Linked DNA regions of Homo sapiens: region 1 is linked to region 2. The links are chromatin contacts, found by Hi-C or POLR2A ChIA-PET in ENCODE. All regions are on one chromosome and are shown on one strand. Each heading gives the region's core, a stretch centred on a gene start or an enhancer-like site at or near the end of the contact. The rest is flanking DNA. Distances are from core to core; before and after follow the strand shown. Region 1 overlaps CUX1 (cut like homeobox 1). Region 2 overlaps CUX1 (cut like homeobox 1).

What was found. Hi-C counts contacts between places; a loop is a spot of excess contacts on that map. ChIA-PET counts read pairs that join two places held with the same protein, here RNA polymerase II (POLR2A). Pooled maps may share reads with other maps.
Region 1: a loop to region 2 is called in a pooled map, with 5 times the contacts of the local background. The contact joins two enhancer-like sites. A Hi-C loop is called at or near these places in 1 of 168 maps with a recorded cell type or tissue (GM13976), 11 of 37 single-sample maps with no recorded cell type and 3 of 50 pooled maps. POLR2A ChIA-PET finds 5 or more read pairs at or near these places in 2 of 52 experiments (BJ and OCI-LY7).

Annotation. Positions count from the first base shown.
Region 1 is chr7:102,120,307-102,124,717 of GRCh38, reverse strand. The region is part of intron 8 of CUX1 (cut like homeobox 1); the gene reads right to left. Among named protein-coding and RNA genes, the nearest start is that of SH2B2, 160 kb to the left of the region's middle. RefSeq lists a silencer at 978-1,204. Within about 2 kb of position 2,962, at least 9 of the 41 ENCODE cell types and tissues checked have a DNase peak (open chromatin) inside an H3K27ac peak, as active enhancers do; they include OCI-LY7, where a contact is called at or near this core.
Region 2 is chr7:101,980,275-101,984,959 of GRCh38, reverse strand. All of the region lies in intron 2 of CUX1 (cut like homeobox 1), which reads right to left. Among named protein-coding and RNA genes, the nearest start is that of CUX1, 160 kb to the right of the region's middle. RefSeq lists enhancers at 2,939-3,048, 3,079-3,198. Within about 2 kb of position 2,944, at least 7 of the 41 ENCODE cell types and tissues checked have a DNase peak (open chromatin) inside an H3K27ac peak, as active enhancers do; they include OCI-LY7, where a contact is called at or near this core.

The DNA of each region.
Region 1 (4,411 bases), core at 1,713-4,212, 140 kb before region 2:
ACTTATTCCTCCTGTCTACCTATAAATATGTATCATTTAACCAACCTCTCCTCACCCCCTGGTAACCACCATTCTTCTTAACTTTTATGTGATCAACGTTTTACATGAGTGAGATCTTGTGGTATTCGTCTTTCTGTGCCTGGTTCATTTCACTTAATGTAACATCCCCCAGATGAATCCACGTTGTTGTTGCAAATGGCAGGATTTCCTTTTGTAAGGCTCCATCATATTCCACTGTGGATCTACACATTTTCTTCATCCATTCATCTGAAGCTGGGCACATAGGTCACTTCCTCACCTAGGCTGCTGTGTGAACAGCGCTGTGATAAACGTGTGAGTGCAGGTATGCCTGCAACACAGCCATTTCCTTTCTTTGGATAAATACCCAGCAGTGACATTGCTGGATTGCAGCCTGCATTCGGCACTGCTGTGCAGGCTGCAGAAATGCCCGTTATCCACCCTGACCCCCACAATTTTGGGATGCAGGAAGGGGTGTGTCATGACACCCCCGTTTCACAGATCACCATATGTGCTACAATCTATACACTGTATTCACTCAACAGTCCGTTACCCATTTCCTTCACATATACACTGCAAGATCCCTAGGCTTACCTTAACAGTGAATCAGAAAAACTTTAAGGATCTCTTAAATAGGTAAAATCTGTAGGAATGCACGCCAAACCCAGGTGACAGTCTGTGAATAATGATTTTCTCTACCCTCTCAAAGGATGCTGGATGAATATGATTGCTTTATTGGCCAGGCGCGGTGGCTCATGCCTGTAATCCCATACTTTGGGAGGCCGAGATGAGTGGATCACTTGAGCTCAGGAGTTCAAGACCCGCCTAGGTAACATGGTGAAACCCCCATCTCTACTAAAAATACAAAAATTAGCCAGGTGTGGTGGTACACACCTGTGATACCAGCTACTTGGGTGGCTGAGGTGGGAAAATCGTTTGAAACCGGGAGGTAGAAGTTGTAGTGAGCCAAGATCGCATCACTGTACTCTAGCCTGGGTGACAGAGTGAGACCCTGTCTCAAAATCAATAAATAAAAAAAAGCAGTAGGACTGGTTGAGAGACTGTATGATAATTTTTTTTTTTTTTTTTTTGAGACGGAGTCTCACTCTGCCACCCAGGCTGGAGTGCAGTGGCACAATCTCGGCTCACTGCAAGCTCTGCCTCCCGGGTTCACGCCATTCTCCTGCCTCAGCCTCCCGAGTAGCTGGGACTATAGGCACCCGCCACCACGCCTGGCTCATTTTTTATATTTTTAGTAGAGATGGGGTTTCACTGTGTTAGCCAGGATGGTCTCAATCTCCTGACCTCATGATTCGCCCGCCTCGGCCTCCCAAAGTGCTGGGATTACAGGCATGAGCCACTGCGCCCGGCCGATAAAAATTTTTTAAAAACTGATTGCATGTTTATATTCACAAACATGTTTATATACATGGCCACATGCACAGTGCCTCTCTTTTTTTTTTATTTTTGAGACAGAGTCTAACTCTATTGCCCAGGCTGGAGTGTAGTGGCGCGATCTCAGCTCACTGCAACCTCTGCCTCCTAAGTTCAAGCAATTATCCTACCTTAGCCTCCCGTGTAGCTGGGATTACAGGCATGCGCCACCACACCCAGCTAATTTTTGTATTTTTAGTAGAGACGGGGTTTCACCATGTTGGCTGGTCTGGTCTTGAACTTCTGACCTCAGGTGATCCACCCATCTCGGCCTCCCAGAGTTCTGGGATTACAGGTATGAGCCACCGTGCCCGGCTGCCTCTCTATTTATGTGTACGTGTTTTTGAGTACAGAGTGTGTGAGCCTGTGTGTGTGCATGTGACGTCTGTAAGCCCCCTCCCACCCTGTCCTTACTCTATCGTTCCAGCACCTGACACCACACCTACCACAGTAAAGCAGCCCTTCCCTAAACATCAATGAAGGAGAGGAGTAAAGTTTGGCAATTCTCACTGATGCTTTGCAATAGACATGTCTATTACATGTCAATTACATTTCCTAGCCATGTCTGGGGGCCACAGAACTGGCAAAGAATCGTCAGCGCTCAGAGGAATTTCTACCTGGACTTGGAACTATGAAGCCACCCCCTTGTTTTTGTCTAGCCCCCAACCTGGGGAGACACCAGGTCATGGTTGTACTATTCAGAGGGGGCCAAGACAGCTGGTGTTACTACAAAAGACAAGGAAAATCCTTCAGGGCTCACCCAGGCATCAATTTTTAGGTGTGGAGCAAAATACTTGTACAGAGATGAAAAATCCCAAGAATTCTACAAAATCCACAAGCCCCTTTTGGAGATAAGACACAGGAAGAAAAAAAAAAAAGGCCATCGGTTTTTCCCTGCAAGTCTGATTTAGTGCTCTCTAAGGTTTAAAGGACAGGAGGTTCTTTATTCAAGTCCATACTCTGAAAACCATAAAAGTGGCTGCTTCTCTATTTTTAGGGAAATTAATCCAACCAGGGTAATTACAGCAACTCGTACTGGAAACTGATGACTCATCAAAAAGACAGGAAATAGAAAATTTTACATTCTTAAAGGTACAGCAGACAGACTCTGTTTTCAGGATGCTTAAGTTGTCCCTTTCAAATTCAATCAGGGGATGCAATATTTGTCTAAATATGATGGTCAAGACAGCTGGGTGATTCTCAGGTTTACTCAACCGGGCTCTACCTGGCCCCAGTTCTGTGAGTCTTTCATGAGGAATTATTGTTCAAAAAGGGAAAAATCAATCTGCTATGGTAAATACAACGGGGGCTTGTGAGGCTGGGAAAGGCTGAACCCCCCAGGAACGCCTGCCTTCACCTGACTAGCCCTCACCTTTGCTGCTTGATTACAAAGCTGGCACCAGAAAGGGGCTTTGAAGACCGCCGTGGTCTCAAGCAAAAAGCACTGGAATTTGAGCCTAAAGGACCAGGTCCAGGGCCTGAATCTGCGTGTTCCTGGGACTGCTTCCTCATCCATGCAATGAGCACAATAAAAGCTGCCCCAGTGACTTCAGGAAAGGGCAAACAAGATAACACTCAGGAAATCATTGTGAAATAGTCCAGAACAGTATGTAAACAAAGTATCCATCCCAGCTGCTCACACCTGTCATCCCAGCACTTCAGGAGGCCAAGGCGGGCAGATCACTTGAGTCTGGGAGTTCGAGACCAGCCTGGCCAACATGGTGAAACCTCGTCTCTACTAAAAATACAAAAATTAGCTGGGTGTGGTGGCAGATGCCTGCAATTCCAGTTACTTGGGAGACTGAGGCAGGAGAATCGCTTGAACCCGGGAGGCGGAGGATGCCGTGAGCCAAGATCGTGCCACTGCACTCCAGCCTGGGCAATAGAGCGAGACTCAGTCTCCAAAAAAAAAAAAAACCAAAAAGCAAAAATTAGCCAGGCATGGTGGCACAAGCCTGTAATCCCAGCTCCTCCAGCAGCTGAGGCAGAAGAATCACTTGAACCCGGGAGGTGGAGGTTGCAGTGAGCCATGATCGCACCACTGCACTCCAGCCTGAATAACTAACAGAGACCCTATCTCAAAAAAATAAAAAATAAAATAAAAAGAAAGTATCCATCCCACCCACATTTGCCATGCAGACTTGTGTCTTGAACTGCTGGTATCCTCCTCCCCTCCTTTTAAAAATTATTATTATTATTTTTAGAGATGGGCTCTCGTTTTGTCACTCAGGCTGGAGTACAGTGATGCAATCATAGCTTACTACAGGCTGGAACTTCCAGGCTCAAGCGAACCTTCCAACTCAGCCTCCCAAGTAAATGGAACTAAAGGCACAACACCATGCCCAGATAATTTTTGTATTTTTTGGTAGAGGTGGGGTCTCACTATGTTGCCCAGGCTGGTCTCAAACTCTTGGGCTCAAGTGATCCTCCCACCTCAGTCTCCCAGAGTGCTGGGATGATAGGCGTGAGCCACCATGCCCAGCCTCCTCCCCTTTTCAAATTCTGTCTTATGTCCTCCTTTGGGATCTGGAGTTCTCTATCCCTCCAAAGAAGCGTAGAGGCTCCCCAGTGCTGAGTTAGCTACGGGAAAGTTTTCTGCTGTTTCAGAGCACGTTGTATTTTGTGATAAAGTACTGGTTATATACATGTTATAAAGAAAATACTCTAAAATTAACCTAAGTGAAGTTCCTCGTAAATGTCTCTTTTGTAACCGTACTATGTAAGTATGTGTATACACAATGTCGTTCTTTGAAAAAAGCATATAGGCTAGGAATACAACATGAGTAACCTTAAGAAATACGAATTTTACTGGCAGGAAAGGTTTGGGAGGTGCAAATTCTCCTAAGACTAACATTAGCTATAAAAAATGTAGTATTTCAGTGCGATTCAATATTTTCTTTCATCGAGGCTCAGTGCCTCGGCCCACGAGTGGGGAGGAATGCAAGAAGCTGACTGTGTG
Region 2 (4,685 bases), core at 1,695-4,194:
CCTGAGAGCCACACCAAATAGCTCTATAATTCTCAGACGTTTTAAAACAACGAAAACTGCATTATTTGAAAAGTTAGAAACTTTAATATATAATAAAATTAAGATTAATGCGATCTTAATACCTTGCAAAACTGTTTGCCATGCCCTCGTATTCATATATTTCTTCTTGCGCGGTTTATTTTTAACAGTGCTCATTTTGTACTGAGAACGTGCTGTTTTTTACGACTGAGTTTTGCGAACGCCAGCCACCTCCAGCATTTTTCACTGACATCTAGTTTTCCCAGGCTGATGTTCCCTCCCGACTGCCCATCTGCGCTTGTGCCAGGAGGGATGCCATCATCCAAGCACAACCCAGGGTGTGGGTGGCCTTCAGAGCTCAGTCCTGCAGGACTTGCACCCAACAGCTCGCCTGAGAGTGCAGGGCAGGTTCTCACTGCAAGCACTTTTTTTTTTTTTTTTTTTTGCCGGAGAACAATCTGAGCGTTCAAAAATGAAATCTACGAAGCACGGAAGAGAATATTTACACCGTCCTTTGTGTACTAGGCTGTATATCGAGGTTTTTATCTACATTGTCCCACGACAATCTTACAGGGTGGGTACACTTTACAGATCATCAGGATGCAAGTTTGGAAAGGTGAGTCAGCCACTGGTCCCATCCATAGGAGGCACACCCATGTGTTCAACAATGAGGAAATAAAGAGAAATAAAACATGGGCCCATATTCAATGCCTGACAGTCTAATAGCCATGATGGACACTGACACACTTTGGACATCTGTCCCCTAACACACACACACACACACACACACACATATATATATGTGTGTGTGTATATATATATATATATATATATATATATATATATATATATTTTTTTTTTTTTGGGGGGGGACAGAGTCTTGCTCTGTCACCCAGGCTGGAGTGCAGTGGTGCAGTCTCAGCTCTGTCACCCAGGCTGTAGTGCAGTGGCACAATCTCAGCTCACTGTAACCTCTGCCTCCCGGGTTCAAGCGATTTTCCTGCCTCAGCCTCCTGAGTAACTGAGATTACAGGTACATGCCACCACACCCGGCTAGTGTCCCCTCCAAATTTCATGTTGAAATGTGATCCCCAGTGTTGGAGGTGGGGCCTGGTGGGAGGTGTTTGGGCCATGAGGGCAGATTGCTCATGAATGGCTTGGTGCCCACCTCCTGGTAATGAGTGAATTCTTGCTCTGAGTTCTTGTGAGATCTGGTTGTTTAAAAGAGTCTGGGACCTCCCCCTTCTCACTCTCTCTCTCCCCATGTGATATGTCAAGTCCTCTTTGCCTTCCATCATGACTGGAAGCTTCCTGAGGCCTCACCAGCAGCAGATGCTGGCGTCATGCTTCTTGTACAACCTGCAGAACCATGGGCCAAGTAAACCTCTTTTCTTCATAAATTACTCAGCCTCGGGTATTTCTTTATAGCAATGCAAATGAACTAACAGACTCACACATAATTGTTCACTGCAGTCAGTGGCCATGGGCCCAGGGCACCCCAGGGTGGGCACAGAGGAAAAAAACTGAACCACCTCATGCCACCGAGGGAGGAACCACTGGTGGGAGGATGGGAGGGGTGTTAGAGAAGTTTCCTGGGGCTGGAGACCACACCTGGGCTGAGGTTTATGCAAATAGCTGCTTTTGTCTTTCTTTTTCTAAGAGGTTGTCACCCAAAGAATAATTATTTTATGGAGACCAAATATAACAGCATTAAAGAAAGATCTTATATTCAAAACACGTATATGCCCATCCCACATCCCCAGCAGAACTTTTTCTTTTGGTCACACAGCCAATGACATAAACATCTCCGTCCTTCTGAACAGCACTGGTGATTTTACATTTTAGTGGCTGTATAATATTCCTTCCTGTTGAGGTGGGCCGTCAGGAACTGTTGGGTGAATGAATGAATGACTAGTGCTTTCCTTAGGCACAGGACGTGGACACTCACAAAGCGCTTAGACCCACACCTCTGTGGGTGTCCTGACACCACCCAGAAAGGGGATTGATTAAAACTGTCCCTGTTGGGGAAGGAGAACATCACACACCGGGGCTTGTCATGGGGTGGGGGGAGGGGGGAGGGATAGCATTAGGAGATATACCTAATGTAAATGACGAGTTAATGGGTGCAGCACACCAACATGGTACATATATACATATGTAACAAACCTGCACGTTGTGCACATGTATCCTAGAACTTAAAGTATAATAAAAAAAAAAAAGTCCCTGTTGGCTCACACCTGTAATCCCAGCACTTTGAGAGGCCGAGGCAGGCAGATCGTTTCAGGCCAGGAGTTCAAGACCAGCCTAACCAACATGGTGAAACCTCATCTCTGCTAAAAATACAAAAATTAGCCGGGCATGGTGGCCCGCATCTGTAATCCCAGCTACTCAGGAGGCTGAGGCATGAGAATCACCTAAGCCTGGGAGGCAGAGGTTGCAGTAAGCCAAGATCACAACACAGTACTCCAGCCTGGGCGACAGAGCAAGACTCCATCTCAAACAAAAAAGAAAAAAAGAAAAAAAAAAGAAATTTAAAAACTGTCCCTGTTTTGCAGGTGAGGAAATTCAGGAGACCCAGTGACTTGTCCTCCTGTCTCTTGCACTAATTCTAAAGCTGCTGCCCTAGCTCCTGGCCTTCCCTACCAGCTCATAACACCTTGGTGAGAAAAACGAGGCAGCAGGGCACACTCAACTTTTCTCACTTACAGTGGAAGATGTCAGCAGTCACAGCTATGGAGGAAGAGAAAGCTCTCAGGGGAAACTACTTTTTACTGCTATGTTATTGGTCAGGGCTGAGTCATACATTTCAGCCTGCAATGCAGGTAGAGGGAAACTCTAGCAATCAACAGGCAAGAAAATACCTGCCAAGATCGACTTGGACAACCTCATGGGTTTGGTTTTCTTTCTTCCCTTTTCTGCTTGCTTATTTTAGGCCATCTTGGTGAATACAGAAAGCAACAGTTAATTTTCCCTCCCACTTATGTGGCTGAGCGAAACCTCCCTGGTTTTATTAGAGTCAAGACTTGAAACCTGGCCAGGTGCGGTGGCTCACGCCTGTAATCCCAGCACTTTGGGAGGCCAAGGCGGCAGATCACTTGAGGTCAAGAGTTCAAAACCAGCCTGGCCAACATGGTGAAACCCCGTTTCTTCTAAAAATACAAACATTAGCTGGGCGTGGTGGTGCTTGCCTGTAATCCCAGCTACTCAGGAGACGGAGGCAGGAGAATCGCCTGAACCAGGGAGGCGGAGGTTGCAGAGCCGAGATCGCACTGCTGTACTCCAGCCTGGGCGACAGAGCGAGACTCCGTCTCAAAAAAAAAAAAAGACTTTAAACTTCAGAGCCTCTGACATTTGCATTCACGATTCAAACACCACTGGGGAATGCCTGGGATATCATTTTAATAAGCACATTATCTGTAAAAGAGAGTGGCTAAGACTCACATTGCCAGCCTGGGAATGGCTGGCCACTCTCTGTGGCCACCAATTGGCTATTCCACGTAGCCCAGGCCACACTGAGTGCCCTGAACTGAGATTTATCATTCACTCTACAAATAATTTCAGTACCTGCTACATGCCAGCCACTCTTTCATTCACAAAAAAGAAGACATGTTTTTGAATTCAGGCAACTTACATCCTCATGCGGCAAGACAAGTAAGAAACAAACACATACTATGTCAGGAGAGAGGAACTGTGGTAGAAAACGTCCTGCAAGGGAAAGTGAGGCGTGTGTATAGGTTGGGGGAGGAGGGGGCCGGGGACACAGTACTGGCTCAGGATTCACAAAACGGGGGGTATTCATGTCAGGACCTCTCCCTGTTCAGGAGCTATGCCAAAAGAGGCCTCTCCCTAGGTCATCTCCCTAGGCAAGCCTGATGTCCACAAATTCATTTTTCCATTTATTATTTTTGCAATTAATTGCAAAAACCACAATGACTTTTGCACCAAACTAAATATTGCCTGAAATTTCCAAAGACGCAGCATGTGACTCGGTAGCTAAAGGGGGAAAGAGCATCCCTAGAGTTAAGTTCCCAGGACATTGAACTCAAAGGCCAGATTCAGAGAGAGGAGTCAGGAAGCGCAGGTGCTGTGTTCGGGAGAAAGTCCCACGGGGTGTGGGGCACTGTGGCTTCCAGGTACATCCGTGCGGACGGCGGGCTGGTTCTCGGGGCCTTCAGGAGCCCTGTTCTTGGGCCGGGGGTCACAGAGTTAGGAGACGGCTGGCTGGCTGAACAGTTACAAGCTGGCCTAGAGCAGAAGAAGGTGGTTTATGTCACCGCACTCTCCCCTGAGTCAGAAGCGGGAGAGGTGTCTCCAGGGTCTGCCTGAGTGAGAACCAATCTGCCACCTACTTTGGATTGTGTCATTTTTCACTCAAGTGCCAGGTAGAGAACTGGTCAGATTCTTCAAAATGAAGATTTTTATTGTTTTAATTGGAAACAGGGTCTCCCTCTGTCGCCCAGGCTGGACTGCAGTGACACAATCACAGCTGACTGCAGCCTCGACCTCTCGGGTGGAGCAATCCTCCCACCTCAGCTTCCCCAGTAGCTGGGACCACAGGTGCATGCCACCATGCTCAGCTACTTTTTAAACATTTTTTTTGGAGAAACAGGGTCTTGCTATGTTGCCCAGGCTGGTCTCGAACTCCTGGGCTCAAGCAATCCTCCCAC